2 separate regions of the Mus musculus genome follow, and region 1 is linked to region 2. Evidence: chromatin loops called from intact Hi-C (ENCODE). Cell type or tissue: heart. All regions are shown on one strand. Links, peaks and the distances in the headings refer to the core of each region. The heading gives the core; the rest is flanking DNA.

What was found. Peaks named below come from ENCODE experiments on the same cell type or tissue, not always from the same donor. Only the 100,000 strongest peaks of a DNase experiment are listed, where the experiment ranks them.
Region 1: a loop joins it to region 2, with 4 times the contacts of the local background. A loop is called at or near these places in 13 of 42 quality-filtered maps.

Annotation. Positions count from the first base shown.
Region 1 is chr15:77,766,311-77,781,547 of GRCm38, reverse strand. Myh9 (myosin, heavy polypeptide 9, non-muscle) reads left to right here. Exons shown (of 41, transcript NM_022410.3): 16 at 33-226; 17 at 316-437; 18 at 1,489-1,558; 19 at 3,620-3,780; 20 at 4,549-4,657; 21 at 5,614-5,745; 22 at 6,268-6,474; 23 at 6,854-6,991; 24 at 7,490-7,613; 25 at 8,105-8,276; 26 at 9,512-9,724; 27 at 10,279-10,423; 28 at 11,575-11,781; 29 at 11,939-12,043; 5 more. Among named protein-coding and RNA genes, the nearest start is that of Apol8, 19 kb to the right of the region's middle. In heart, for the core only: no CTCF peak of the experiment used is centred there; DNase peaks (open chromatin) are centred at 5,807 and 6,153; H3K27ac peaks cover 305 bases.
Region 2 is chr15:77,833,312-77,848,548 of GRCm38, reverse strand. Myh9 (myosin, heavy polypeptide 9, non-muscle) reads left to right here and starts at 6,374. Exons shown (of 41, transcript NM_022410.3): 1 at 6,374-6,592. It also overlaps the pseudogene Gm22107. In heart, for the core only: a CTCF peak has its summit at 7,155 (motif pointing right); DNase peaks (open chromatin) are centred at 6,158, 7,108, 7,948 and 9,888; H3K4me3 peaks cover 5,583 bases; H3K27ac peaks cover 5,958 bases.

The DNA of each region.
Region 1 (15,237 bases), core at 2,741-10,740, 67 kb after region 2:
AGTGGTACTCACAAGCTATATGTTCTTCACAGTGGATCGGATCATTGGCTTGGACCAAGTGGCTGGAATGTCCGAGACAGCACTACCTGGTGCCTTCAAGACCCGGAAGGGCATGTTCCGTACTGTCGGACAGCTGTACAAGGAGCAGCTGGCCAAGCTCATGGCCACGTTGAGGAATACCAACCCCAACTTCGTGCGCTGCATCATTCCCAACCATGAGAAGAAGGTGCGGATGCTTGGCTGCACCCCTGGCAGCAGGGCTCCTTAGCTCCTGGGTACCACAGTGAGACTGTCTCCATGTGCTTTCCTCTCCAGGCCGGCAAACTGGACCCGCACTTGGTGCTGGACCAGCTGCGCTGCAATGGCGTCCTTGAGGGCATCCGGATCTGCCGCCAGGGCTTTCCCAACAGGGTGGTCTTCCAGGAGTTCCGGCAGAGGTGAGCTGACCTGGGCCGTGGCCCAAGCTACATGTAGAGTAAGCCTCGGGGGCCTGTTTGCTGAAGGGACCTTCAGCCAGGGCTGTGTTGGCATGTATGACGAACAGGGTCTCTGCACCCTTCCTCTGCCCTGTCGGGGATGATGGTTCTTAGTTCTGGTACCACTGCTGTCTCACTGACTTTAGCAAGGCAACTTAAAGAAGGAGAGGTTTATTTGGGGCTTATAGTTTCAGAGTAAGAATCACTGTCATGGCAGGAAGTGTGATGGCAGGCCTGTACTGGAGTTGGAAGCTGAGAGCTCACATCTCTAACTGTAACAGAAAGCAGAACAAACTCAAAATGGCACCAAGTCTTTATTTAAGTTCTCAAAACCCATGTCCAGTGACACACTTCCTAAGCCTTCCAGACAGGGCCACCAAACGGGACCTTAAATTCAACTGCCTGAGAATCGATCCAACACAACCACTGGCATGAGGAGAGTTGCCCCATCTTGTCACTGGAAGGACAAGATTGTCATTGTTCGGGGTTTCATTTAGAGGGCTGATGACGGGCGGGTGCAAAGGGAGCCACCAGATACATGGTCGCTGAAGGGACTTAGGGAGCAGGGTTGGCAGGTGCTGCGGCTTCCTGCTGTCTCTGCAGGGGCTCGTGCCTTGGGCTTAGTCATCTGTCTAGTTGCTCTTGAGTGCTGAATGCTGATGCTGCCATGGTGCTGCTGTCTATTCATGGCTGAAATGTGGTGTCCAGGGAACCTATGAGCATGCCTGTCCCTCGGTCCCAGATGAGGACTCTGTGCTTAGCAGGGAACAAACAGGCACGGCCCGCAGCTTACTCCTGTGTCTGAAGTGTGCCAGGTCCTCGCCAAGCTCACTCCCCTGTAGCCGTTTAGCCAGGGAAGGAGCAGGGTGTGGCTGGGGTGGGAGTCCCATCTTTGGGAGACTCAGTGAACAGCACTGCAGCCCTGCTCAAGGGTGGCCTTGGGTTCTGGTTAAGGTGTAGTCCATGCAGAAGTGAAGTGTGGGTAGAGTGACCAACGTCTCTCCTCCCCCAGGTATGAGATCCTCACCCCCAACTCCATCCCGAAGGGCTTCATGGATGGCAAGCAAGCGTGTGTGCTCATGGTGAGTCCTGCTGCAGCTCCCCGGGGTGGGCACCTTCGCGTGGCCAGTGGTCATTTGGACCTGCAGGTGCCCGTGCTGTGTGGTCTCTGCTTGTGCTTAGGTTCTGATTTTCCTTAGTGCCCTGAGAGGCTGCCCTCAAAGGCATCGGGTAGTCAGGGATATGTTGGAACCAGGACAAACCCCAAGGACCAGGCCAAAGGAGATAGGACTCTGACAGGAGCTGCTCTGGTCTATTGGGGAACAATCCCAATGCTTTCTTGACCTTTTTCCTTTGGCCGTGTACTCAGTGCGTCCATAAGCAGCTGGCTTACAGCCAGGGCTGAGTGGTCCAGGGGCCGAACCAACATTTGTACTTTCCCTGCCTACACCCTTCGCCCTGCCCTGGCTTGATGAGCAGTGCACAGTCTGGGTTTTGGTCTAATCAGCAATGGTCCCAGTGCACCATAGCCACACTTGGGGGCTCAGTCCCACCCTGAGCCCTTTCCTGTGTTTCTTATGCATCTTTTTATTCCGGGCCTGGCCTCTTTGAGTAGCCATTGCTTGCTGTTTCAAGAGTCATGAAAGCAGGGCTGCTGATATGAAGAGTTGGAAGAAAAAAGACTCAATACTTACGTTTAGTGGTTGGGAGATGGGGATGGGGAAGGTCGTAGGGCAGGGGGATGCTGTCTGCTGTCCAGATGCTCGTCAGCCAGTGTGGAGAGGCCAGGGTTGGGGGAAGTCTCCCCTGCAGTCTGGATTACCTTTTCTCCACAGACTTAGCCACTTTCTTGTGGGGTGGCCTATGTGCCTTTCACAGGGATCAGAATTCTCTCCCTGACTCTTCAGGAAAGATGCGTATGGCTATTCCTAGGTCTTGTCACATTGTTAGAGAACTAGGGACAGGCAGGTGACAGGCCCACACCCATCCCTACTTTTCTGACTTTCCACCAGAACTTCTTGACAGACAGCAATTTAGGAACAAGTGTCTTCCAGAACCCATGTAGAATACTCATTGACAGTGCCTGTGGGCCCTTATTCTAAATCCCTCCCAGACTGACAGGCTGGCTAGCTGGCTGGCGCACATATCTGTCTGTGTTAGTTACTTTCTCATTGCTGGGACCATGTACTTGACAAAAGGCAACTTCAGGGAAGAGAGGGATCATTTTGACTCAAATTTTGAGGGTAGAGCCTATCATGATGGAGAAGAGGGCATGGTTGGAAGGCAGGGAGGCAGCTGATCCCATGGCGTCTTCACCGGGCAGGAGAAATGAGCGGCACTCAGCTGCTTTCTCCTTTTGCCCATTTTATTCAGTTCAGGACCCCAGTCTATAGGATGGTGGCACCTATCCCTCCTCAGGCAATCTTTGGAACCTTCTTAGCACAGGTACTCAAGAGACATGTCTCCTGGATGGTTTTTAAATCCAGTCAGTTGACAACGGAGAACACCCTGTGTGGGCTATCCAAGGAGTGCAACTGCCCTGGCTGGAGTTACCCACGTTTGTCATGATGACTAAAACTTTCTTGGGGCTCACTGGGTGCTTGGGCTCTGTGCTGAGTGCTCTGACATTCTCTTCGGTGGTGCCCATGGCCCTACTGGGAAAGAGGCCCTGTTAATTTGCTTTGTGTCTGCTCTTCTTTTTAAACTAAAGCATCACTCCCACATAGTTGACGGAAGTGGCCTCAAGAGAGGGCTAAGCCAGGGTCTCCAGGAGGTGTTGGGTCCTGAGGCCCATGCAGGCCCTTACTTTAATTTTGATGCCAGCGAGCTTGAGCTGCTTCCCAGTGGAGGACATCCTGATGGAGCATTTGTGGAGTATGACTCCAGGTGCAGAGGCAGGAAGTGGACAGGGTCTCTGAAGAGTCCCGTGTTTCTTTGACAGTCTGCTTTGTCACCTTGCTCTGTGTTTCGCCTACTCTCAGTGTCCCCGAGACCCAAGCCCTCTGGTCCAGGGGCAGAAGGCTCCCTCAGGAGGTGCAGCCACTCTTTGAGACCCCCCTGGGGTAACTGGGCTGAGGCAAGTCCTGGCCATTTCTCCTGGTGTGCAGAGTGGTGCAGTCAGTGGTCTGCTTTCCTCCCTCTAGATCAAAGCCTTGGAGCTTGACAGCAACCTGTACCGCATCGGCCAGAGCAAAGTGTTCTTCCGGGCAGGAGTGCTAGCCCACCTGGAGGAAGAGCGGGACCTGAAGATCACCGATGTCATCATTGGCTTCCAGGCCTGCTGCAGGGGCTACCTGGCCAGGAAGTACGTTGCAGGGACCCTTACCCCACACACCTCACCTGTGTCCCTGCTGCTGAGGGCAGTATAGTCAGCTGTGGTTGAAGGCCTCTGGGGCCTCGTGGAACCTGACTGGCCCAGGGTCTTGTGGTCCCTCTGCCTCCTGAATTTCTCAATGGGCAGAAATGGCTATTTATGAAGGAGTCTAGTGGGAGTCAGTCAACTGAGTTTTGACTGTCCCAAGTGTCTGCTTATTTTATCCTCCCTTGTCAGCATGTGGGGATGACACCCAGGCCTGTCCCTGCCTGTCATGCTCCATGGACACCCTGAGCTCACAGTGTAAGATCAGCATGTTTAGCTTTCCCTGCTGCAGCAGGCAGACGTGCTCCCGGACAGTCCCAGTGAGGACAGTCCCAGTGTGAGCTCTGAGCCCTGGAAGTGAGCATGAGCTGTGGTGTCGGGAGAAAGGGAGCCCCTCCCCCCACACCTTACCACCCACTTCCCAGCCTATCAGCTGCCGATGCTGTCCACCAGGCAGGGAGGAGGCAGGGCTGGAGAGCCCACGTCCCCTGGGCACAGACGGAAATCATGACCAAGACCACAGTTAGATCTTGCACTAAGTTCTTGTAGATCACTGGTTCTTATAGGTCCTTTATGCCTGAAAGTACCTCAGTGCAGGGCAGTGGCTGGGTGACCTGAGCCCTGTTATTCATGTGTGTTGAGTGACTCGTGAGCCAGGGTTGCCGGTATGTGCTTTCCTCATCCCTGAGTTGCTGACTGTGCCTTCCTCTCCAGGGCCTTTGCCAAGAGGCAGCAACAGCTGACCGCCATGAAGGTCCTACAGAGGAACTGTGCTGCGTACCTCAGGCTGCGCAACTGGCAGTGGTGGAGGCTCTTCACCAAGGTGGGTTTGCCACAGGCAGCTCAACCTCCTCTCGCTCGAGTTGGGCTTGTTGCCCACATCACAAGCCTTTCCTGTAGCTCCATAGGGCTCAGCAGTGTGAACCTAACCTGGTCCTGTCCAAGTGTCGGCCAGCACCACCACTTGTTTGCTGTGGATGCCAGTGTCTGGGTTGGGCCAAACTAGAGAGCAGCTCTTGTAGGTAGGGGCTTGCCTTACCTACACATTGTCCTCTTGTGGTGCCCCATGGCAGCCAGCTGCTCAGAACATCCACTCAATACCCCCAGTCTTTAAAAGTACCCTTTGCAAGCTGCGTGTGGTGGCACATGCCTTAATCTCAGCCCTCAGGAGGCAGAGGCAGGCAGGCAGATCTCTGTCTACATAGTGAATAAGGACAGCTACATAGAGATCCTGTCTCAAAAAAATTCCTTTGCAACTTGTTCTGTCAATTTTAGTTTATAATATATAACATATGTTAAATACCAAAAAAGCATTAGAAAGACCCTAAAACTAAATCACGGGCCCTTCACTCTGAACCAATGCCATGATCTCTCTGCATTTCTCACTCGCAGTGAGTCTCAGCTATGTAAACTGTACGCACTCTTACATAGCCAAGCTTCGACTTGTGTACATAGTCTTGTATCTTGCACTTTGTATTTAGAATTCCTATCAGCGTCAGTTTTTAGGAACTGTTCCCTAGGGGCTAGATGGCTCACCCCTAAGTCTTGGGCCTATAAACAGCGCTGTCACGGGCATCTTTATGCACGCGTAGACGTGGTTTCCGTGCAGCGTAATTAAGCGAATCAGAGGCCTGTTGCATGTTGTACCAGACTGACTTCTAGGAAGGCTGTACCTGCTTGTACCCCCTCCCCAGGTAGCAGGTCGTCTCTAGAGCTTGCATTCCAGAGGTGAGGGAGCTTCTAGGGGTGGGCCAACTCTGCCTGTGTCTCCTCTCCCAGGTCAAGCCCCTGTTGAACTCAATAAGACATGAGGATGAGCTGTTAGCCAAGGAGGCGGAACTGACAAAGGTTCGAGAGAAACATCTGGCTGCAGAGAACAGGCTGACAGAGATGGAGACGATGCAGTCTCAGGTAGGTGTCAGTCTCCACCCATCAATCCCAGCTGCGCTCAGTGCTGCCCCCTGCTGGTCACCGTCAGGCCGGCTAGCTTACTGCTTAGAAAACCTTTGCAGTCAAGTCCAGTGGGAGAGCAGTTGTCAGCCGGGAGCCTGAGCCATAAGCACCCACCCTGGAGCTACTTGAGGGGTACACACCAGCTCTGTTGCTGTGACAGTGTGCCTAAGATAAGTCACTTAAAAGGGCTGAAGAGACTCAGCCTGTGGTCAGGCCCCTGCTGAGGCCGAGTGCCACGACAGAGAGTGGCGGAGCAGAGCGGCTCACTTCTTTGTGCTAAGGAAGCAGAGGGAAAGAAGGGGCCAGGACTCCAATATTCCCTGCAATGATGTGTGCCAGTGGCCTCTGCTCTACAGCTCTCAGCAGCTAACAGTGCCAGCCACTGGCAAACAAGCCTTTCGTGCCAGCCTCGGGGGACATTTCTTATCTGGACTACAAGGAGGCCGCAGGGAACTTAGCCTTTGCACGTGTTCTTTGCAGCTCATGGCAGAGAAGCTGCAGCTTCAGGAGCAGCTGCAGGCGGAGACAGAGCTGTGTGCCGAGGCTGAGGAGCTCCGGGCCCGTCTGACAGCGAAGAAGCAGGAGCTGGAGGAGATCTGCCATGACCTGGAGGCCAGGGTGGAGGAGGAGGAGGAGCGCTGCCAGTACCTGCAGGCCGAGAAGAAGAAGATGCAGCAGAACATCCAGGTACCCCTGCTCCTGCCGGGCAGGGCGGGCACAGTGTGGGCAGCCAGGGGCACAAGATAGGCACACAGGTTCAGTTACCACATCAGCCTTCTTTGTCCACCTGTTTGCGACAATCACTCAGTGTCCACGGCTCACATCTCCGTGAGCGCTACCCATTGAACGTTGAGGCCACTGAGTTTCTCTCTCTGGTCCTTCCTCCATCAGCCTTGGCACAGGCCTCTTTGTGGCACCCTGGGAACACTGTTGAGACTATGTCAGTCATGTGCCCCAGTTCACATGCTGGTTTCCTGAAGAGGGATCAGACGTGTGTGTGTGTGTGTGTGTGTGTGTGTGTGTGTGTGTGTGTCCTCCGTCCTTCTCACGTCTCCTCTCCCTTTAGGAACTTGAGGAGCAGTTGGAGGAGGAGGAGAGCGCCCGGCAGAAGCTGCAGCTTGAGAAGGTGACCACCGAGGCCAAGCTGAAGAAACTGGAGGAGGACCAGATCATCATGGAGGACCAGAACTGCAAACTGGCCAAGGTGGGGCCTGCTGTGCATGCAGTCATGGAGAGGGTGGGCAGAGCAGGGCCAAGACCTGCCTACCTGCCCGATCCCCCGCGGTGCCGTGGCTCTGTCCAGCAGCACAGTCCTCCCGGGCACACAGGCCCCTGGGCACCAGCACCATGTGCAGAGGACTTTTCTCATGAATGAGGAGGTTGCGGCAGGGGCTTGCCGTTTTTCCTTGGCAAAGGTCTTTACCAGCTTTTAGGATTGAGGAAACTCCAGATGGCAGCCTCTTAGTAGGGCCAGGGGTGGGGCTGCTTGTCCTTTCCCTAAACTAGTTGACACCTAGAAGTCTTTCCTACTTGACCCCAGGAAGTCTTGGATACCCACATTTGTTGTGTCTATGAACTTGGCCAACTCTTTAAGGCCCTGCCTTACCCTTGATCCATACATTTCTGGTTGAGTCTTCCTTTGGAAGAGCTAAAGTATGTACCTAGCCAGCACTGAACTCTGACATTCTTCCTCCACCTCCAGGAGAAGAAACTGCTGGAAGACAGAGTAGCTGAATTCACTACCAACCTCATGGAAGAGGAGGAGAAGTCCAAGAGCCTGGCCAAGCTCAAGAACAAGCACGAGGCAATGATCACCGACCTGGAAGGTGAGACGCTCTGGCCGTGAGCATCCTGTCCACGCAGAGCACTGAGCCCTGTGCACTCATAGGCGAGCCAGGCTCAGCCTAGGGCTAGGCCATTGCCTTAAGGCAAGGCTGTCAGGCTTCAGGGGCGCTATCTGGTTCTCCGGGAGTCAGGGCTGCAGGCTCACTGCTGCATGGCCGGACGGTTGCCTGTGTGAGGGGTGATAAGCATGAAGCTTTGATATGGCATGTGTTGGGCACAGCCATTTTAGAAGCTGTAGGACTTTTGACAGCAGTGAAGGGAAGAAGGAAGGAACCACAAACTCCAGGTGCTGTGTTGCCATGGGGACGCGCAGGCCTTGGTAGCTTCTGGGGTTCTGTTTCATCTCAGAATTGGAAGTGGGCGTGTGCATGGTGTCCCTTTAAACAGTCCATGTGTCCTACAAGTACATAGTGTTTGGTTTCATACAAGTAATTAAGGCTCCCTCCGTGTCCCTTCCTGCCCTTCCTGGCAGAGCGCCTCCGTAGGGAGGAGAAGCAGAGGCAGGAGTTGGAGAAGACCCGTCGCAAGCTGGAGGGAGACTCCACAGACCTCAGTGACCAGATTGCTGAGCTCCAGGCGCAGATAGCAGAGCTCAAGATGCAGCTGGCCAAGAAGGAGGAGGAGTTGCAGGCTGCCTTGGCCAGGTGAGGCTCTGCTCCTAGCCAGTGTCGCACGTGCAGTGGCTTCCCTCTCGTCTCATTTTTGGTGCTGAGCCATGAGCGTGCTCTCTTCTTCTGTGTCAGAGCCAAGAGCAAGACACTTCTGATCCACAGACAGTGTGTTCCAGAGTGTTTAATCTTCACAAAAGCCATCTACAGCCCATTCTCTGTAGTCCTCCCTCTCCTCATTTCCTGTAGTCCTTCCTTCCCTCCCCATTCTCTGTAGTCCTCCCTCCCCATTCTCTGTAGTCCTCCCTCCCTTCCCCTTTCACCCATTTCCTTTCCCACTTCCCCTCTATGGTCTCCTGTCCCCTGCTCCTTCCCTATTTTGTGGCTATAGGCATATATTAAAAGTCATTTTTTTCTCTTTAATTTTTTTTTTTTACGTTTACCTGTTGGGGGTGGGGGGTTGCCTAAGGATTATGTGCTGTGCTGCACATGTGGAGGTCAGAGGGCATTTTGCCTGAGTCCTCTTCTGCTATTTGTGGGTCCCAGAGATTGAGCTTAGCCCTCAGGCTTGGTTGCAAATCTGCTGAGCCATTTCAGTTCCCTGTGTACATTTCTTTTTAAATAGCAACTTTAGATTTACAGCAGAATTGAAAAGAAAGTCGAGATTTCTCATCCGTGCCCTGCCCCCACATGTACAGCCCCTCTCTTCCTCCACTTGCCACTACCATGATAGAGCGGTTTCTGCTGAGTTTAACAGATCTTAGTGATGTAAACTCATAGCACATCCACATTTTAACTTAGTTATAGTGATCATGACCTACATGTACTGTTTTATTTCTTTGTATCTTTTTGGTAAACATTTGAATTTTTATATATTTAAAAATATATTCTTAATTAAGAAAATGGAATAATTCTGTTGTTCAGTTCTCAATTGGTATTTCCCTTTAATATATATTTTTAAATTTGTATGTGTGTGGGTTTCCCCTTGGGAACTAGAAGAAGGTACCAGAGCCTCTGGAACTGGAGTTATAGACACTTGTGAGCTGCCATGTGGTTGCTGGGAATTGAACTCAGGTCCTCTGGAAGAGCAGCCAGTGCTCCACGTGGCATTGCTCTTAACCATCCTGGATGGCTTAGCTTTGCTAAGGTTGATCCTCAGGCCCCGGCTGTGACTGCCAGGTGGTGCTTTGCTGCACCTTCCCAAGGCTCATCTGCACATTCGTTCCTGTGGCCTGGTGGCCTCGTGCTGATGTCACTCATCTCTTTGGCAGAGTGGAAGAAGAAGCTGCTCAGAAGAATATGGCCCTGAAGAAGATCCGAGAACTGGAAACTCAGATCTCTGAGCTCCAGGAGGACCTGGAGTCGGAGCGAGCCTCCAGGAATAAAGCCGAGAAGCAGAAACGGGATCTGGGAGAGGAGCTGGAGGCGCTGAAGACAGAGCTGGAGGACACGCTGGACTCCACGGCTGCCCAGCAGGAGCTGAGGTGCGCCGCGGGCGGGTGGGCGGCGGGGAGGTGGTGCAGCTGGGGAGGCCTGAGTGCGTAAAGCAGGGAGCAGGCGTGCTGATGGTTCCTCAGCAGCCTCTTCACTGCGTGGAGTCCTGCTGCAGAACCTGGTGAGACAGAAGGGAGTTTAGGGCTGAAAAGGCACACGTCTGCAGCGGGCATGCTGGGTTGGACCTGAGGGTGGATAGAGGACCAAGGAGGGAATCTGCGAGTCTGGGTGTGGGGACACACACCTGTAAGCCAGCACTTGGGAGACAGAGGCGGAGGTGGAAGGGTCAGGCGTTCAGGGTCATTCTTGGCTACAGAGTGAGATTAAGGCCAGCATGGTCTACATAAGAACTTGTCTTAAAATATGAGGAGAGAGAGAGAGACAGAGCGAGGGGAGAGGGGGAAGGACAGAGATGGGGCTTGGGGAAGAGAAGCTATGTGAGTGAGTGGCTCTGTCCCTTTCAGGCCTCTGCAGCCAGAGTTGGGACAAGGGACACCATCCCCCTAGGAATGTTGCCTCCAGTCTCATGGTGTTTTCTGTCCAGGTCGAAGCGTGAGCAGGAGGTGAGCATCCTGAAGAAGACTCTGGAGGACGAGGCCAAGACCCATGAGGCCCAGATCCAGGAGATGAGGCAGAAGCACTCACAGGCTGTGGAGGAGCTGGCAGATCAGTTGGAGCAGACGAAGCGGGTACGGGAACGCTGGGGGAGGTGGGCCCAGATGGGCCTGGTTTCATCAGAACCAGAGGAGAGCAGAGCAGGTGCAATGTCAGGCTGGGCCCCCCGCTTTGTCAGAATGACATGGGCTCACAATTTCTGCTATGCCTCCGTTTTCTCTGCCAGTGAAGGATGCTGGTGGCTGGTTTGTCTTGTGATTATCTGAGGTTGAATTGATCATACCGTAAAACATCTGAAGAGTTAATGCTCCATTAACCTGACCAGGAAGCTCAAGGAACCTATGCCCCCCGCCGCGGTCTCTTCTGACTAAGAGGTCCTTTCTTACACACTCCTAGCAAAAACATTCAGCTGGCGTCTTACTGGGAAACCGTGATGTTGTCCATCCACGCAGTTGGTAGCTGGCAGCTCCTTCTAGACAAATTCTGTCTCTCTCTGGCTTCCAGCTCATGTCCCTATTGGCGGTTAGACAGTTTCCTCCATGTGGCAGTCTAGAACATTTAGAAGCACACCTCGCCCCACCTCCACCAGCGCTGTACGATCTGTTTTTTAGTGGTTTTTTACCCAGCATGCCTTTGTACTGGCTTAGGTCCCTGTGACCTGTGACCCTTGAGCTTGTTAAGCGCACTCAGTACTGTGTGGACTGGAGTGTTAGTAAGCTACACTTTCCTGGTTTTGTTTTGTTCTTTTGTTTGCTTTGTGAGAGAGGGTTTCACTATGTAACCTTGGATGTCCTGGAACCTACTACATAGACCAGGTTGGCCTTGAGCTCACAGAGATCCACCTGCCTCTGCCTCCTGAGTGCTAGGATTGAAGGTGCTTACCACCTCACCTGACACCTTCTTAGTTTTTGGAAGGATGTCATGTCATTGCTTTGAACATCACATTTCAAGTCTTGGAAGTGGTTTTCCTTGAATTGTGAATGTTGCTAAAATCCCCACAGATGAAATTTCATATACTAGAGCATCCCCTCTCAGAAAGGGAAAGCTTGCGGGATTCTGTCACCTACTCTATGACCTGAGAATAAGCGCCACCTAGGCTTTGCTCAGGCTCTGGGTCAGAGGCAGCAGTCTTTGGACCTAGAGTCCTTGCCTCTTCAGCGGCTTTAGAAAGTCCAGGCACATACCCGACACCAGATACTCACCGCACCCTTGCCTCCTCCTCCAGGTAAAAGCTACCCTTGAGAAGGCGAAGCAGACCCTGGAGAATGAGCGGGGAGAGCTGGCCAATGAGGTGAAGGCCCTGCTGCAAGGCAAGGGCGACTCAGAGCACAAGCGCAAGAAGGTGGAGGCGCAGCTGCAAGAACTGCAGGTCAAGTTCAGCGAGGGAGAGCGCGTGCGAACCGAACTGGCCGACAAGGTCACCAAGCTGCAGGTGAGCTCCTGCTGGACCCAGGTCTGGGCGTTGCTGCATCCTCGTGGGCTTCTTCATCCTGACTTCTCAGCCGGAGCCCCGTGGTTCAGCTCGTGTAGTCCAGCTCTGCAGGCCAGTTCTGAGCACCCACAGTCTCTGCATCTCTCATTCCTACCAGGTTGAACTGGACAGTGTGACCGGTCTCCTTAGCCAGTCTGACAGCAAGTCCAGCAAGCTTACGAAGGACTTCTCTGCGCTGGAGTCCCAGCTTCAGGACACACAGGTGGGGACAGTGTCAGGACCCGGAAGCCCCAGAGCCTTAGCTGGCACATGCACGCTTCTTGCTTGCAGACAGACCACCTGATAACACATCCTCTGTCGGGTTTCGGGGTGCTCCTGCACCTCCTGAGCGGCCCCTCTGCCCTCTTGAATAGGAGTTGCTCCAGGAGGAGAACCGGCAGAAGCTGAGCCTGAGCACCAAGCTCAAGCAGATGGAGGATGAGAAAAACTCCTTCAGGGAGCAGCTGGAGGAGGAGGAGGAGGCCAAGCGCAACTTGGAGAAGCAGATCGCCACGCTCCATGCCCAGGTGAGGTGCCCTCTCCCTCCTGGGGAAGCGGGTTCGAAACTGGGTTGGACCCCTGGTTCCCCTTTATGGTGCAGCAGGCTTGTTCCACATTGTCCTGGAGAAGGTGTGCCCAACCTGGGTGCCAGTGTGGGTGTTTGCATCACTTCCCTGTCCTGCCCAGGTGACCGACATGAAGAAGAAGATGGAGGACGGTGTAGGGTGCCTGGAGACTGCAGAGGAGGCGAAGCGGAGGCTTCAGAAGGACTTGGAAGGCCTGAGCCAGCGGCTTGAGGAGAAGGTGGCTGCCTACGATAAGCTGGAGAAGACCAAGACACGGCTGCAGCAGGAGCTGGACGACCTGCTGGTTGACCTGGACCACCAGCGGCAGAGCGTCTCCAACCTGGAAAAGAAGCAGAAGAAGTTCGACCAGGTATGGCCTTCCCTCCACCTCCTTTTGTCCTCTCCCTTCGGCAGAGCAGAGTGGTGGGCACAGCCAGGTCTGCAGCTTGTTGAGGGACCAGGGGAGGACGTAACCAGAAGAGGATTTAAGAGCAGGTCTTAGAGGTTAGCCAGTCCGCCTTCCACCATGGAGATGCAGATGCAGACATAGGCCACATGGAGTAACAGCATAAAACATCAGGGTCAACACGTGCTAGACAAATCCAGTCCCCCACTGTGCTTTAAAACTATTTATTTTACACTTAGTTATTTCGTGTGTGTGTGTGTACACGCATGTGCCACAGTGTGTGTGCTGAGGTCAGAGGACAACTAGCACAAGCCCATCTTCTGTCATTTACCTGTGGAGCCATCTCCTGCACCCATAAACTTTCATTGTACATGGCCACACTCATTTGCATGCTGCCACTGGCTCTTATGTGGTAAGTGGCCAAGCTGAACGGCCTGTGAGAGGCTGTACAGCCAACAACCTCTAAGGAATGTCCTTTATGAAAGGCCCAGTCTGTGGAGCAGGTGAAGAGTGGGCAGAGAGATAGCAAGGCAGGAAGGTGGGGGATAGTGAGGGGGCCCACACAGAGCAGGCACAGTGGGTGCAGCCATCTTTGGAGAAGGGCCACGTGGGATTTAAGCCTTTAAGCAGATCTTTTCAAGAATCTGGGCAACCGAGCCGGGTAACATAAACGAGAGAATTGAGCAGAGAGATTGCAGAGATGCTCAGTTGTTAAGAGATGTTAGAGGACGCTCTTCTAGAGGACAAGTTCCATTCCTAGCAGCTCACAGCCACCTGTAATTGTGGCTCTATGGAGTCCAACACACTCTCCTAGCTTCTACTGGTACCGACACATGTATGCATGTTTGTGTGTGCATGTGTGTGCATACACACAGATGAAAATCTTTAAAAATTTAAGCAGAGATCAAAGTACAGTGCTAGAGGAGTCTCTGTCCTCCTCCTTCCAGGACTCCCTGGGAGCCAGCGAGTCCCTGGGTAACACCCTGGGAGCCAGCCAGTTCCTGGTAGCAGCCTTGGGCCTGTTGGTCTGGGTCTGGCTGTAGGGCCCAGTGGTCATCAGTCTCTTCCTCACAGTAAAACTTCTTTCCCCAGCTCCTAGCCGAGGAGAAGACCATCTCGGCCAAGTATGCAGAGGAGCGTGACCGAGCTGAGGCTGAGGCCCGTGAGAAGGAGACAAAGGCGCTATCACTGGCCCGGGCGCTTGAGGAGGCCATGGAGCAGAAGGCAGAGCTGGAGCGGCTCAACAAGCAGTTCCGCACGGAGATGGAGGACCTCATGAGCTCCAAGGATGACGTGGGCAAGAGTGTGAGTGCCGGGCTCTCGCCCTGGTTCAGGGGAGCCTGGGGGTGTGATCTAAGCTCAGGCCCCCTAGCTGTCTGAGTGTGTAACTAATGTGCAACTAACTCTGCTAGGTCCACGAGCTGGAGAAGTCCAAGCGGGCCTTGGAGCAGCAGGTGGAGGAGATGAAGACCCAGCTGGAGGAGCTGGAGGATGAGCTGCAGGCCACGGAGGATGCCAAGCTCCGCCTGGAGGTGAACCTGCAGGCCATGAAGGCCCAGTTTGAGCGGGATCTGCAGGGCCGGGATGAACAGAGCGAGGAGAAGAAGAAGCAGCTGGTCAGACAGGTGTGTATGGCCTCCTCACTGTGTGGACACCAGTGACTGCATCTGTCTCCCTGTACAGCACCTGCGCCCCGGGGGGACTCCTGAGCCATCTTCCCACTGCCTCATTTCTCGGTCCCCTGACTTCGGGCTCAGTGACTTTCTTTGTCCCTGGTGGCCCTGTGGATACCCCAGAACTGACCTGAGCCCATCTGAACTCAGCGCTCGGCAGTAAGCGCTAAGCATGGGCCCTGCCTCTGAGCTGCTGGTGTTCCTCAGGTGCGGGAGATGGAGGCGGAGCTGGAGGATGAGAGGAAGCAGCGCTCCATGGCCATGGCCGCACGCAAGAAACTGGAGATGGATCTGAAGGACCTGGAGGCACACATTGACACAGCCAATAAGAACCGGGAAGAGGCCATCAAACAGCTGCGGAAGCTTCAGGTGAGGCAGACCTAGGCCGGGCGTCAGGACCTGCCCCACTGAGAGCCTGTCTGTGGGAGCGGGGGACACAGTAACAAGAGGGGGCTGAGGACATTAAGCCGAGAAGAAGAAGGTAGCTGGACGTGCAGAAAAGTCAGGGATGGTGGCCACTTAAACTCAAGAAGAAACCAGGTACTGGCAGTGTTCAGTGATGGACAGTCTAAGCTCATGGCTCTGAGAAGTGGCTCAGAGCTTGGGGCTCATACTTGGGAGCAGTTTTCACTCAGCAGTGACTAAAGAGTAATGTTAATACAGACGGCTCTTGTGTGGTCATTCACACATGTGTACCAGCAATGAGAAAGACTAAGCATCACACGGGCGAGGCTGTGAGGCATAGGAGGCCAGCTGGCTGATGGCATTCCTA
Region 2 (15,237 bases), core at 3,165-11,164:
TGGAGTTATAGTCCAATAAATGTGCTTAGAAGAGCCAGCGGCATGTTTGTGAATTTGTTTCCCAGCACCGGTGTGTGGGCCCAGACAAATGAAGAATTGTACTCTCCAGTGTGCCTTCGGTGTAGTGGGTTCATATGCACTCTTGCAATTTTATTGGCTTATTTGTTTGTTCATTCAGTGTACTTATTAAAAGTCTTTCAAGATTCTGAATTCTATGTTGAATTCTTGCGCACGCGCGCGCACACACACACACATATATGCGTGCATCTCATCAGGAGGCAGGCAAGCTGGAGGGGTGGAGAGTGCTGTGAGTAGGTATTCCAGGGTGCTATGGGGGAGAAGAGGGAGCACCATGCCAGGTGGGAGAATGCAGAGAGGTCTCTGGAGGGAGCCCAACACTCACAGGCTCCAGGGTGGGAAGGGCAGGAACATGGCGGCCAAGCTGGGCTCTAGGCAGTGTTGTCAAACAGTCACAGGAGCCATTCATTGCTCTAGAGATATGGGATCACAGGCTTGTTGACAGAATGCTAGTGAGAGAATGCAAGGGAACTCCCTTTGGGGGGAGGGGAGGCAGGCGTGGTCCTTGTGGCTGGTGCTCAGTGATTGCTGAATGAATAGCAAATTGTGTGAAAGAATGCTAGACTCTTTAATTACCCCCTGTAGAAAGAAATAGGAGACCTTTCAAGGTTTGTTTCAGGTACGTTCCTATTGTGTACTCCAGGCTGGCCTTACATTTGTGATCCTCTTGCCTCCACCTTAGGAGTGCTGACATCACAGTAAGAACTACCATGCCTGTCTTAGAGCTAGGAGCATGCACACTTGTGCATGCTAGGCAAATGATCTACCCCTGAATGTACACCACCTCTCGAGATTTAATGCCCCCCATAGTGGGATCTCCTCGGCAAGCCCATAGACACCTTGACTAAACTCATTGCAAACTTTTAGTTTGCTTTGTTTTGAGACAGGGTCTTCTCAGTAGCTTTGAATAACCTGGAACTTAATATGTAGCTCAGGCTAGCCTCAAACTTGCAGCAATTCTCCTGCCTCTGCCTTCCAAGTCCTGGGATTGATTACAGGTTTCTGTCACCAACCTGTAATCACAAAGTCTTTTCAGACTTTGTCAGAATTCAGACCCAGTGAGCAAATTGGGATCCAGTGCACCAGGGCTCTTGCCAGTTCTTGCCCTAGGTTAATTTACACAAACTGACCGCTGGGTTTCAGATCTGGGGCTCTGTGGGGGCTCACCGCCCTCTGTTGTTGCACAGAACCTCCCTGTCCTGGGACTTCCCATTTCTACAAGTAAGTAAGGCTGATGTGCAAACCAGAGCGTCCAAGCACCTAGCTTTCCACAGCAGGCTCTGGCCTTTTCTAAGCTCTGCTGCTTTCTGAATGACACTCCCCACTGACATTAAGCTGCCCTAAGTCCTGCACAGGCTGCATCTCCTCCCTCTTGTCCTTGTGTCAGTGTGTCCTGCCTGGCATGAGCTTTCTTTGCCCTTCACCTGCATGCCTGGCTGAGCCACCTTTGCCAGAGCACAGGACTGTTAGGGCGTGCTGTACACTGTTTCTAAATGCCCATTTGTGTTTTGTTTGTTTTCAAGACAGGGTTTCTCTGTATAGCCCGGGCTGTTCTTGAACTCACTTTGTAGACCAGGCTGGCCTTGAACCCAGAAATCTGCCTGCCTCTGCCTCCCCAGTGCTGGGGTTAAAGGCGTGTGCCACCACTAACATGTCAGGCGAAGCAGAAGAAACACTCTCTTTCTAGTGGGGTTTGGGGTTTTGAAGGATGATGGGTAGGAGCCTAAGGGTCAGAATCCTCAGAGAGAAGGCGAAGGCTGTGCTGTGGCAGTGGCTCGTCTGTAGAAAGACAAGGCTGGTGGATAGTTCGATGAGCAGCTTGGACCGAAGGCCATGTGGGAAAGAAGTGGCATTCCCAGAGGCTGGGGTCCTAGCCCAACAGTCTAGGAGGCTGAGATTCGCTGAAGACACCAAAAAGGTTCTCGGGCAGTGCAGAGGCTCTTGGAGAGTTGGACAGTGCCTTCTTGGGCAGCAAAATGAGTTTTGTGAAACCAGACACACCTGCACACACACACACATACACACACACACACACAGACACACACACACAGTGAGAAAAAGAGGAAACGTGTACTTCCTTCTTCTCTGTCCCCGTTCATCAGGCCCCTTTCTTGTGCAGCATAGCCCCATTCATGTTTGAAATTAGAAAATTAGCCTTCAAATTCCTAATCCTCCTGCCTCCACCTTCCAAGTGTACATGTATTATAAACTTAGATTCTGCATATGAGAGACAACAAACATATGGTAACATATGTTTCATATCTCAGCCTGGCTCATTTCTCCTAAAACGATGATCTCTACTCATCTTCCTGTGAGTGACATTATCTTGTTTCATGCTTCTTAAAGGTTAAACGAGGGCTGGCGAGATGGCTCAGTGGTTAAGAGCACCGACTGCTCTTCCGAAGGTCCTGAGTTCAATTCCCAGCAACCACATGGTGGCTCACAACCATCCGTAACGAAATCTGATGCCCTTTTATGGAGTATCTGAGGACAGCTACAGTGTACTTACATATAATAAATAAATAAATTAATTAATTAAAAAAAAGGACACTATCATCTTTTTAAAAAAAAAGGTTAAACGACCATTGTGGACATTTGGCACATCTCTTCAGCTGTTTACCTGGTGATGGGCATTCAGGCTAAATCCATAGTAAAATATGGATGTGCAAGGAGCTCGGTAGCGGGTTGACCTAGATTCCTTCAGGTGGTTATTACGTCCGGGTCCCTGTCCCCCCCCCCCCCCCCCACCCACCAGACAGGGTTTCTCTTGGCTGTCCCAGAACTCGCTCTGTAGACTAGCATGGCCACGACCTCAGGGATCCGCCTGCCTTTGCCTCGGAGGGCTGGGATTAGAGGCGTGTTGCTACCACCGCCAGGCTGTTCATTATAATTTTTTAAAGTTGAGGAAAAAAATAAATAAATAGAAAAGGAAAAGATTGCTAAACAGGAGGAGGCCTGGGTGGAGCATGGACTTGGCAGTTACCTCCGTGGCTGGCACAGTTGGCAGAGTGGGTTGAACCCCAAGAATGGAGATACAGGCTGCACGGAAGAGAGCTTCTGCGGGTCAGCAGACAGTGCATCGCTGTGCGCCTGCGCAGCTGGTTGCCTGTGACTGGCGTGTGGGCTGGTTCCACGGCTTAGTAGATGAACTTGGACAGTCGTTTAATTTTGCTGAGTTTCACCTTTTCTCACCTGCAGAATGGGGATGATATCATTGTGAGGATGAAATATGCTAATTGTTAGGTAAGGCACTTAATATAGCGCCTGCCACACAATAAAAAAAAAAAAAAATTCTTTCAGTGTGCGACTCTTACAGAGGAGTGGGTAGCCTAGGTCCAGACCAATCAGAAGGATCCCAAGCAGTTGAGCCTGTGTTGCTGCAGAATGTCCACCACCTATGTCACCAGGCTAGGGAGGAAGACGCAGGAATGGGTCGAGGAAGAGTGTTCCTGGGGGTTTCTAGAACATCTTTAGGGATTGGGGCTGTTGATATTCTTTCTCTCTTTTCATGTCTGCGTATTAAGCAAGTGTAGACCAACTTATCCGCTTACTTTTTCAAACGTTTCCATTTTATGCGCACTGGTGTTTTTGCCTGCTGCCATGCATGCCTCTGTGAAGGTGTCAGATCTTGGAGTTTCAGACAGTTGTGAGCTGCCTTGTGGGTGTTGGCTTTTGAACCGGGATCCTCAGGAAGAGCAGTCACCGCATTCAACCTCTGAGGTATCTTTCCAGCCCCTATTATTATTATTAAAGATTTATTTATTATATGTAAGTACACTGTAGCTGTCTTCAGACACACCAGAAGAGGGTGTCAGATCTCGTTACGGATGGTTGTGAGCCACCATGTGGTTGCTGGGATTTGAACTCTGGACCTTTGGAAGAGCAGTCGGGTACTCTTACCCACTGAGCCATCTCACCAGCCCATTATTATTATTTTTAAGACAGGGTCTTGTTATGTAGTCCAGGCTGGCCTCCAAACTCACTCTCTGCTTCAGCCTTTGGAGTGTTGTGAGTATTGGAATTAGAAACAGGAAATACTATGTCTGGTTCCATTTTTTTCTATCGAGTGACTTTTCTCTCACTACTTTTTCTTTTTGTGTGTGTGTGGGGGGGGCGGGGTCTAATTACATAACCCGGGGCTGTCATGGAGCCCATGAGTTCTAGCTTACCTCTGCCTCAAAAATGCTGAGTACTAGGATTTAGGACATGAGCCACTAAACCTGCTGCTGAGGTAGTAAGCTTTCTCTTTGGCCAGGGGAGTCCCAGGGATAGAATACAGGTCTGTCAGCAGGTACCTTTACTTGTTGAGCCATTCGGCAGTTTTAAGCTTCTGTGAACGTTTCTGAACATCCTTTGATGGATCTAAATACTCATCTTCTGTTGGATAAATGCTTCGGAGTGGAACTCTTTTTTTTTTTTTTTTTTAAAGATTTATTTATTATTTTATGTAAATACACTGTAGCTGTCTTCACACACTCCAGAAGAGGGAGTCAGATCTCATTACGGATGGTTGTGAGCCACCATGTGGTTGCTGGGATTTGAACTCTGGACCTTTGGAAGAGCAGTCGGGTGCTCTTACCCACTGAGCCATCTCACCAGCCCGGAGTGGAACTCTTGAGGTCTCTATCAAGCTTTAGTAAATAGAGCCAAGGACAGGCGTGCTTAGCGGGGACTGGCCCTAAACTCATTATGTAGCCAAGAGTAGCTCCTCCTGCGCCTCCCTCTGCAGCGCTGAAATCACAGGTGTGTGCTACAGGCCTAGTGGAGCCACTTTCCCAAAGTGGTTGGAGAAGCGCATGCGTATTCCTGTCAGCACCTGATGAGCTCCACCTCCTCACCGGCTCTAACAATGCTGGGCTTTTTTTTTTTTTTTTTTTTTTCCGAGACAGGGTTTCTCTGTGTAGCTCTAGCTGTCCTGGAACTCACTCTGCAGACCGAACTCAGAAATCTGCCTGCCTCTGCCTCCCGAGTGCTGGGGTTAAAGGCATGGGCCACCACTGCCCGTACATCTCCAGTCTCTTGATGATTAGTTTTAAAAGTAATTATTGGCTTTATATATTTCACACCTTTGAACTGCTTGTCTGTGTAGTTCAGGCTAGTCTTGAACTCCCCCTCCTACCTCAGACCTCTTGAGTTCTGGTATACCACCCACAACCCCTGGATGGTTCAGCCTTTTAAAAATTTTTTAAATTTTTCTTATCAACTGGGAAGCAGTCTTTGCTGTAATGTGGGTAGCAATCACTGGTCATCTGGGCTGCAAAATCTCTTTCTTTCTTTAGCTGCTTTTTGGCTTCAGAATGTAAGTTTTCCCTGAAGTTTATATGGAAGGATCATTTTAACTGTGTTAGCAAGAACATTCCAACAGTTAAGAGCAATGACGAGAAATTTGCCTTCATAAAGCCATTTGAAAGCATTGACGTGCTGCAGGATCGACCACATAGATCAATGGACACAACTCGGAAACGGACAATTTGGGCAGAAAATAATGCGTGGACAAATTCCTGATAGATTAATGGCAAAGTACATTTTTTTAAATGAAAAAAAAAATCCTCTCGTGGTTAGTAACCAAAATAAAACAAATGAAATCTACCCTTAAAATAATTTAGTGACAAATATCTGAGATGTGTGTGAGTTAATTATTCAAAGGTTAAGAGTGGCTTAGACTGCATTCCAGGCAGAGGTACTAGCCAGAGCAAAGGTTCAGAGGTTGGAGGACAGCCGCGAGCAGGCTCCAAAATCGAACTCAGGACGCCCACACGGAATGCAGGGTTGAAGCCATGACCGCCCCCACAGCCATCATAATTATGTAAAATACCACTTTTCCCATATATGGTACTTAATATCTGTTCTCCTGGTAGGACAGGACGAAGGGAAAACACGGTTCGCTGGGCGGAGTGTCAGAGCCTCAGACCTCCCCAGTACGCTCCCTCCGGCCCCGGCGCGGCCCAAGCTGCACACCAGAGCCGGGACCAGGAGCCCAGCGCGCCTGAGCCGCTTGCTTCTGATTGGATGAAATCCGCGTCAATCCTGGTCCTGTAACCTGGCTGTCCATTGGACCCGCCCAACAAGGCGTGGCTCCCGCCTAGGAAGCGCGGGTGGAAGGTGGGGTGGGCGGAGGTGGGGACAGATGGGGAGGATGAATCTCAGCACTCCGGCTTCCATCTCTTGTCTGTTTATAGGCCGAAAATCTGTCAGTTTAGGCCAGACTCCTGTTGGATTGGGCAGTGTGGGGAGAGGGCGGGGACTCTTGGAAGCTCCACCCACGAGCCGGCGGCGAGCTGTAGACCCGCCCTCCTCTTGGAAGGGCGGGGCAGGGAGGGCGGCGCGCACCAGAGCTGGGTGCGGTGAGGCGCGCAGATCACCGCGGTTCCTGGGCAGGGCACGGAAGGCTCAAGAACCTGACCTGCTGCAGCTTCCAGTCTCGCGTTCGCCCCACCCCGCCGCGCCGCCCGAGCGCTCGAGAAAGTCCACTCGGAAGAACCAGCGCCTGTTCCCCGGGCAGACCCAGGTTCAGGTGAGCGAGCTTTGCCGGTATGTCCCGCCCCGGAGCTGCCGAGCGCGCGCGCGCGGCGACAAGACTCGAGTCCTTTGGGGCGGACGGCCCTGTGGTTCTCGGCCTCCGCGTGGCGGGTTTCAGCGCGGTCGGGTGCGACCGGACTCCGCATCCTCACCCGAGGGGTGATAGGCAGCGAGGCCTCGGGGTTAGGGAACCGGGGGACGCAGTCCCCGGCCCTACAGGATGCCCTTCCCGGTCGGGGCACTGGGAGCTCGGCCTGCTCCTGTCGCCTCTGCACTCCCGCCTCCCCGACGGCCAGCTCCGGCAAACTTTTTAACCCCTTCCGGGACGCAGCAGTCCCGGAGATCTCGGCCGAGCCGGCCGGATGCGTTCGTGGGCACGGGGCAGCAGCTCCTTTGTAAGTTTGGCAAAGGGAGGTAACGGGCAGGCGAGGACCGCTTGGCAGCTGTCAGGGCGTCCTCCTGAGTCAGGATCGGTCGGTCCCGCCGCAGACATTGCGCCCGGCACGGTTTCCGCCGTCCGCTGCGGACTTCCTCATTTGTCCGTCAGCCCTTGGGCCGGGAGGGGGCGGGGAGAGGTACTCAGAGTGCGTGGGAAAAGGGGTCCCAGCTGCCGAGGGGCTCAGGGCGCAGGAAAAGAACCCCCCCGTCTGACCTCATTCAACCTTGGATTTCTATTGCCCGAGGTCAGAAGGCCTGGGTCTGCCGGCAGCTGCCCCGTCGCCCGGGCAGGCGTGCACCTGATTTCCACCGCACCTTGGGACGCCACGCCCGGGCCAGTCTCTGGGAGCTGGCCCTGACTTTAAGACCAGGCCGGGCAGCCGCATCTTTTATGTTTGATGAGAGGCGGAGTTTTGAAGACATCCCCCACTTCCTTGCACTAGGGTCTTCACCTCATCCTGTTCTGGAGCCACGCCTAAGGCAGGAGCTGCACCCCGCTCCTCCGGGTCCCCATCTCTCCCAGGCAAACTGAGTCAAGTACCCTCTATGACTTGCTTGCGGGCTGTAGTGAAACTGAAGGCTGGGTGGGCTCGGGCGGGTGCCTAAGGCCCCACCCAGCGGTGTTAGGGAAAAGGTCCCTGGGAAGTCCCAGGTCTTGGAGACCCGGAGGCTGCCTCGGCTGGGCTACAGGGAGGTCCATCGAGTTCTCAGTTCTCTGAGCGGTTTTCTGGATTAGCAAGATTTCAAAGTAACTTGCGTGCTTCCTACAGCAGCACCTATACCAAAATTGGAACGATACAGATTAGCATGGCCTCTGCGTAAGGATGACACGCAAATGCATTGAGTTCCGTATTTTTTAGCCAACGCAGACTGGCCCAAGTATCTCTAAGAGTGGCTCACTCTCAAGCACGACTTAGGAGGTTTCTGCCTCCCAAAGGACTCCCTCCTCTGCTGTATGCCAGCCAGTCAATCTCAGGACCTCCATCTAGAACTCTCAAGCCACTAGGCAGATCTGTAACCCGCCCCGGAGCCCCTCCTAAGCCTTGACCAAGTGAAAATAAAGCTTTTTGAAACAGCAAAAATAAATAAATAAATAAATAAATAAATAAATAAAAGGTAACTTGTTCACAGAAACATTGTAGCCATTTCTGACTCCACTGTCTAGAGTCCAAGCTGATAACTTCACCTGGAGGCCTCCCTCCCTTTCTATTAAGGAGGCAATTTGCTTGAAGCCCCGTGTAGACAATCACTCAATATCAGTCAATTTATATACCAGGTTGTTATAGGTGGGGGTAGGGGGGAAGGGCCTATAGATGTGTAATTGAGCAAATATTTAACCGGGCTTCTGCCAGGGACTTTGCCAGGTGGTGTGTGTGGGGGCGGGGTGGGGTGGGTGTGAATTGAGTAAGACCTGGCCCCTGCTCACCGGCACTCTGAGACAAACCAGTGACTAGTGTGAAGGGGAGATATCAGGAACCCCAGAAAGGTACTGTGAGGCATTGGGCTACCCTGGGAGAGCCTGCTGGCCTCCTGAAGAGACTTGTGTTCTGGGGAAATTTGAAGGCATTAAAGAGTGGAGTGGTAGACTAAGATACAAAGACAGCTTGTGCTGTGTCCCAAACTAGCCACAGACAAAGGACTCAAGGAATTCCTAGGCTCAGGGGGCCACTGCTGTCCAGGGCAAGCAGGGAAACCACCATGAGGAAGGAAGACATTTCAGGCTTGGCAAACCGAGGCAAACGCGTGGTGAAGGAAAGTGGGGAGTCATTTAGTGGATAATTGGGGAGTAGTTAAAAGCATCGAGGGATTGCTGAGTGTAGTTTGAGAGGCAGTGTGCTTGCTGTGTGGGTGACACCCCAGAGCTTTGCTCCTACTGCACTCAGCAGGTTTTAGACGGCCGGGGAGGTGGGCAGAGCCAGGTTCCCCTCAAACTAGCATTAGCAACTTGGGTTGGGAAGTATCATCTAGCCCTGGGTGGGGAAGGGAAGCAGAGAGTAAGGGACTCATAATGGGGCCGCTGGTCTGTTTTTTGTTTTTTGTTTTTTTTTTGAGACAGGGTTTCTCTGTATAGCCCTGGCTGTCCTGGAACTTTGTAGACCAGGCTGGGGCTGCTGGTCTGAAGGGCAGGAGAAGAGGGGGGAGAGAGTCAGGGACTCACAGTGGGGCTGCTGGTCTGAAGGGCAGGAGAGGGGAGAGGAAAGAAAGGCCTGGTTTTCTTGTTTTTCTATTTTATTATTTTTTAAGTTTTTTGAACTTTTTAACCAAAGGGTTTGGAGATGAGGCAACTACGCTCTTGTGGAAGGAAGGGTGCATGTTAATCACAGCCTGCCTTTTGCCTGGTTTTGCTCTAGAAAACAAAACAAAACAAAACAAGGATCTCTTAGCCCTTGAAAGGAAGAGAAGCCCACTAGGAAATGCAGCTTTGTCCCTAGTCTGGTAGAAACGGGGTTGGCTGGAGTTTCCCCTCTCACTTCCTCTTCTCACTAATCCTTCAATAAAGTACTTAAGACAGCCCCTACCAGCTTGACATCTTTATTTCAAAAGGAGAGGAGGGGTTTAGCTGTTGTTTTCCTTCTTTTGGAGGGGGGAGAAAGCTAAAGCCAGGAAGAAAAAAACCAAAAACCAAAAAACCCAAAAAAACAAAACAAAACAAAAAACCCCTTGCCTTGACAGCTTCCTCTAAGCATCATGTTCCAGAAATATTTAGAATAACAGAATCTGTGTGTTCTCTTCATTAAACAAACGTCCTAATTTACTGAGCATAAAACAGCATCTCTGCCACAAGGGCAGGAAGTACATTTTCCTTTTGTGTTGCTCTCTCAGCCTTAACCCCTGGTGCTCTGAGCCCCTGCCTGGGTCAGGTCCTGTGGTGACAGCAGAACACTGCCCTGGCTGCCTAGGCAACGGGCTCATAGAGCTCTTTTTTTTTTTTTTTTTCCTAATAAACTCTCAATAAAGAAGCAAATAAAGTCAGAGTCTAACTTAAGGGAATTGGCTCTCTCCCAGCATATGGGCCCTTGGGATACAACTCAGACTTGGTGGCAAGGGCCTTTAATCCACCGAGTTGGCTCCAGAATCTCATTTTTAAAGTTGGGAAGAGTCGGTTAGGGAAGGAACGTAAACTGTGGTGCTGGGCAGAGTTGAAATCTTAACTCTCCCACCAGCTTTGTGACATTACACACTTTATATAACACCCGGAGCCTTAGTTTTCCCATCTGGAACATGGGAATCAGTTGGGTCTACTCTGCAGAGCTGGCTGCAAGAACCAGAAGAGCGGTCAGTGCACAAGGCCTGATACGCAGCGGCTGTCTACATGTTTCTTATTGTTGTAAACATAGATTTCTACCAGTGTTGCCTCCCTAGGTGACTGTGTGAGGGTGGGGGGTAGACTCCTTCCTTGGTTCCAAACTCAGTGTTTTTTTTCCATTTCTAACAAGGGGCGCATATACCATGCGGTGGTGTGGTTGGTTGAGGGGGGTCAAAATGGTGATAACACAATGGCCTTAAGTCCCCTCTGCTGATGATTTTGGGTGCACTTGCTTAAGATGTGGGCTCAGCCCTGCTGAGAGGTGCTGGCCTAGGCAGAAGTTGCTCTTACTGCCTGTGGTTTCTGTTTTTCCCCTAAAACATGGTTTCCTCGTGTTCTAGATGACAGGCAAGGGTAGTGTGGGAAGAACAACTTGTGTATGCTGGTAGAAGGTAGGTTTGATTGTGTTAGCGAGGACCATATCCCCTGGAAGACAGTAGCAGTTCCTGTGCCTATTGGCCCACAAGGGTGCCTGGGAAACTCTACAAGTGAGAGACTTTCTTCCAAATACCTCTGCTTCCCCACTTGAGTTCTTTTTATGGGTAGGGTATATATATAGCACACTTTTTTTTTTTTTTGTACAGTGTATGTGAGTGTGATAAGGCCAGGTGCCAGAGGAGGCTAGAGAGCCGAAGGGTTTCCCCCTTCAGCTGGAATTACAGGCAGTTGTGAGCCACATGATGCTGGTCCTGAGAACCTCTGAGAACCGAACTCCAGCCCTCTGCCAAATCGGCGTACTCTCTTAGCCACCGCACCGTCTTTCCAGTTCTGGCCCACCTCTTTTTCAAAGGTAATTTGACAGTGCCAGTTGAAGCATAGTCCCTTCTAGGAATTCACCCCACAGATAAGCTTGACTGTGCAGAAGGAAATGCCTAAGGATAGTCACTGTGGCATTGTCAGAGAAGGCAGGAAGCGAGCTCACTGTCCATTAGAAAGGTCACCGTAATCGTGGCCCTGGCACAGCTGTAGAGCGGAAATCCTTGCATCCCTTAAAAGACAGGCAAATCTCTATGTGCTCACAGGGTATGCTCTCCAGGGGACACAGCGAGATAGTACTGAGGTACTCTGTTCCCATTCGTGGAACACCTTTTGCTTCTCTGCTCATTTGTTGAAACAGGGCCTCACTGTATGGGGTCAGGTTCCCCTCTGACTTTCTACCCCTGACCTGGGATTACAGGCCTGTGCCATCACAACTGGCTTAGGTGGAAAGGGCTTCCAAATGGGCAGACTTGCTCTTCTGGCTGTTTTCCTCAGCCTGCCTCAGTCTCAGTAGAGTGACAGATGTACTGTTCTGATAATGATCCCAGTACCCACTTCAGCCTGGGAAAAATGAGGGGTGATTACTATTTTTTTTTTTTTTTTTTTTTTTTTTTGCTATGAGAAAAAGAAGCTTGCATAGATTTTTTTTTGTTGTTGTTAAGGTATCACTTATGTACCCTTGGCTGGCCAGGATCTCACTATGTAGACCAGGCTGCCCTGGAATTCATAAGAGATTCACCTGCCTCTCTGCCTTTTGAGTGCTGCGAAGGATTAAAGGTGTGTCCCTTCTTTTTCAACCTGGGGTCATAGCATTGCAGAATACACTGCTTCCCGCTGCCTCAGTGATTGCTCAGACATCTGGTCTGTGCTTATTAATGCATTAGCAGTGGAAAAGCTTAAGACTTTGAGACCATATGATCAAAGAGGATCGTGGTGACGTGGGCTTTGGGAGACCCTGACCTTAGTCTCCAGGGAGGGCCACTGTCAGCCTTGGACAGTATGGATATAGGAGAGGCTGCCAGCTCTGCTTATTGTACACTGGGATCCTTTTTCCAGTGCAGCCTGAGCAAGCACCTCCCAGAGTTCTGAGCAGGACCCGCCCCCTGCCAGACAGTATGGAAAGTAAGAGTGGTGTGAGTCACCCTGGAGCCCGGACCGTGAGCCAGGCTCTAAAGTAGGCCTGCCACCACTTGGGCAGGCTCTTGAAGGCTGATGCCCCTAGGGGCACAGGGGATCTGATGTGAGTCTCTTTAAAAGGGACCAGAATTAGTCAGGGTCCCTCTCTGACCAGTTCCCTAAGCCTGAGGTGATTCAGCACTGGCCAGGTGGCTGGAGAAGGAGGCTTCTGGCTGACCTCGGCTGACTAGCTGTCTCGGCTCTCTAGCTGTCTTCAATCTGGTTGCAAAGCTAAGGAGCGTCTCTGGAAGGAAGTTGCTGGTGAGTGGTGAGGCTTCCTGCAGGACAGGTTGGGCTGCAGCCCATCTGCTGCCTGGAGGGACAGTGGCTGGTCTTTTCCATCCCCCAAGTTACTTCCTTGCAGCCTCGCTGATCCTGTGGTCCTTATGTGGTGCTTTGTAGAGGAAAAAGGAGGGCCTCCTAGGGAAGCATCTATGGTCCCCATGGGCCAGACGCTTGTCTCCAAAATGTTTATGTGTTGAGATAGCCATAGGCGACTTCCTTTCTTGTATAAGGTTGTCATGGATCAAGAGGACATTTGTTTTTTGGGAACTTGACCCATAGATTTTTCTAAAGTTTTCTTCCCCCAGCAGTGCTGGGAATCAAGCAATCCCAAGGCCTAGATGCTAGGCAACTTCTTTGCCTCTGAATATTGACTGTAATTGTAAATGGTGTCCTGATTAAAAGAGAAAACATTAGCATCAATGCTGGGTATGGTGGCACATATATCTTTAATCCCAGCACTCAGAAAGCAGAGGCTGGCAAATCTCTGTGAGTTCAAGGCCAGCCTGGTCCACATAGACTCTGTCTTTGAAAAAAGAAGCCAGACCAAATCAAAAAGCCCCCTCTGTTGAGTTTGTTTACAGTTGTAGTGTGTCAGAGCCGAAGGGGTCTTGGGTGTAGCGTTTAAAGGAATATTGTTTTCTTCCCATGTTGATGAGTACTTGCCCAGGATGCATGCTGAGAGTTGCTCTTGGCTTCACTCAGTCCGGAGAAAGTGCTTGTGACTGACACCATCTTTCCTGGCTTTCGTGGGTATCCCTTAGCTTGCCCTCAAAAACCTCCTTCCTTCCCCTAAAACATCTCTTCTGAGGCAGTAAGTTAAAGAATGGAGGAGGAGTGGGGTTTGTCTGAACTTCTTCCAGTTGGGTGGGGCCCTTGGGCAAAACAGTTTCCCAAAGCTAAAAAAATAAAAAAGAAAAAGAAAGAAATTAGTATCTCTTCTGGGGCAGTGCCAAGTACAAGGGCGGGCCATCTAGAAGGCCACTCTGGCACAGGTCTTCCAGCCAGTCTGAATTTCTAGTAACTTTTTTGTATTTTCAATACAAACATGGTAGAAGGGACACATCAAGGCTTTCTGGCCTCAGGCAGGCCGAACCGCTTACTGCTCGCTGCCTGCCTCAGTTCCCCGCGTGTGGCATGGAGATGCCAGCTTTGAAGTGGTGCACTCTTCATCTTTGCCCCACTGCCTTCCCCCATACATTGTTGTCAGCATCATTTCTCCTCACATGGTAGGAAATGCATGTTCAGGTTTTAAAGGTTTTAATGTATTCCACAAAGCTGTTCCTCGGTGCCAAGGTGTGGTAGCTAAGTGACAGTGGAGCGGGACTCTAGGCTTCATGTTGAGACTTCTGAGGCCAGCCCCTTGTGTATCCTTCCCCTTGGACGACACAGCTCAGCTTGTTACTCTGGTTTGAACTGGTTAAGCATTAAGAAAAAAGGGTTTACAAGGCAGCAGCGGCACCTTTATGTAGAGTGTGTTTCCTGTGTTTTATGTGAAGTCACTGGGCTGGAGAAGGCAGCTTCCTGTGTGATAAACACGAAGACGGAGACAGTGGAACACTTTGGATGACTTAACCTAATTAGGGCAGAAAGGGGGCGAGGGCTGGGCATCTTAGCGCTCACTGGGCTGTGAGGCCTGGAGAGTTAAAGGCTGGTGGTCCCTGTCCTTTGTGGTCCCTGCCTTCGCTTAGGGCTGGACACAGTGTCAGCACCACAGCGTCAGTTGCTTGAACAGAACTGAGGTCTCCATCACGCCTGACTGAGGGGTTCTGTTGCTGTGCCATGTAAAGCACCATGACCTAAAGCAACTTGGGGTTGAAAGCTGTTTTTTAAGATTAGGCTAATATCTGTAGTCCTTCACGAAGGGAAGGCAGGAACCTGGAGGCAGGAACTGAAGCAGAGACCCTGGAGGAACGCTGCCTATTACAGCCTTGCTCCTCATGGTTCTCTCAGCTTGCTCTCTTATACAGCCCAGGCCCACCTGCCCACAGGTGGCAATGCTCCCGGTGTGCTGGCTCCTCCCATGTCTACCATTAATCAACAAAATGCCCCACAGGCTTGCCCACCGGCCAGTCTGGGTTGGTGGCGATTTTCTCAGGCTGACATAAAAGCAGCCAGCACAGGAGGATGTGACTAGAACAGAGTAGCAGCCTAAGTCTTTGGGTGTCTGAGTTGAGTCCTAGCTTGGCTAGAGAGAACGGTTAGATTTTATTGAGCACCTATGTGCAGCAGGCCATGTGCTGTTTGTTGAGTTCTTTTCTTGCCCCCAGGAAGTAGAAACTCATTCATTTTGCTGATGAGGTCGCCTTACAGAGATTCAGACTGGGGTGTGGGGTGTGTGTGTGTGTGTGTGGAAGGGTGGGTCTGCTTCTGCTCCTGTGTCCTTTCAGACAGCCTTCATTGTAGGTACACATAGCCTCGTTTGCAAAGAGGGTGGACTGGTCTCCTTAGCTTTCTCCTTCTTGAGCTGTGAGCTCACTAAAGACTATCATCCCCATCGTTCCTGGCCACTCACTGAGGCCTCCTGTGCCCATGGTGTTTATTATAGCTACTTTTCTCATGAGTGTGGAGTTGGAGGTGGGGTGGGGCAGGTGAGAGGACCATGACTGCCAGCATGAATTCAAGCCCAGGATGACTTTGCAGCTGTGGGACCCAGTGGTCCCTGCTTTCTTAACAGG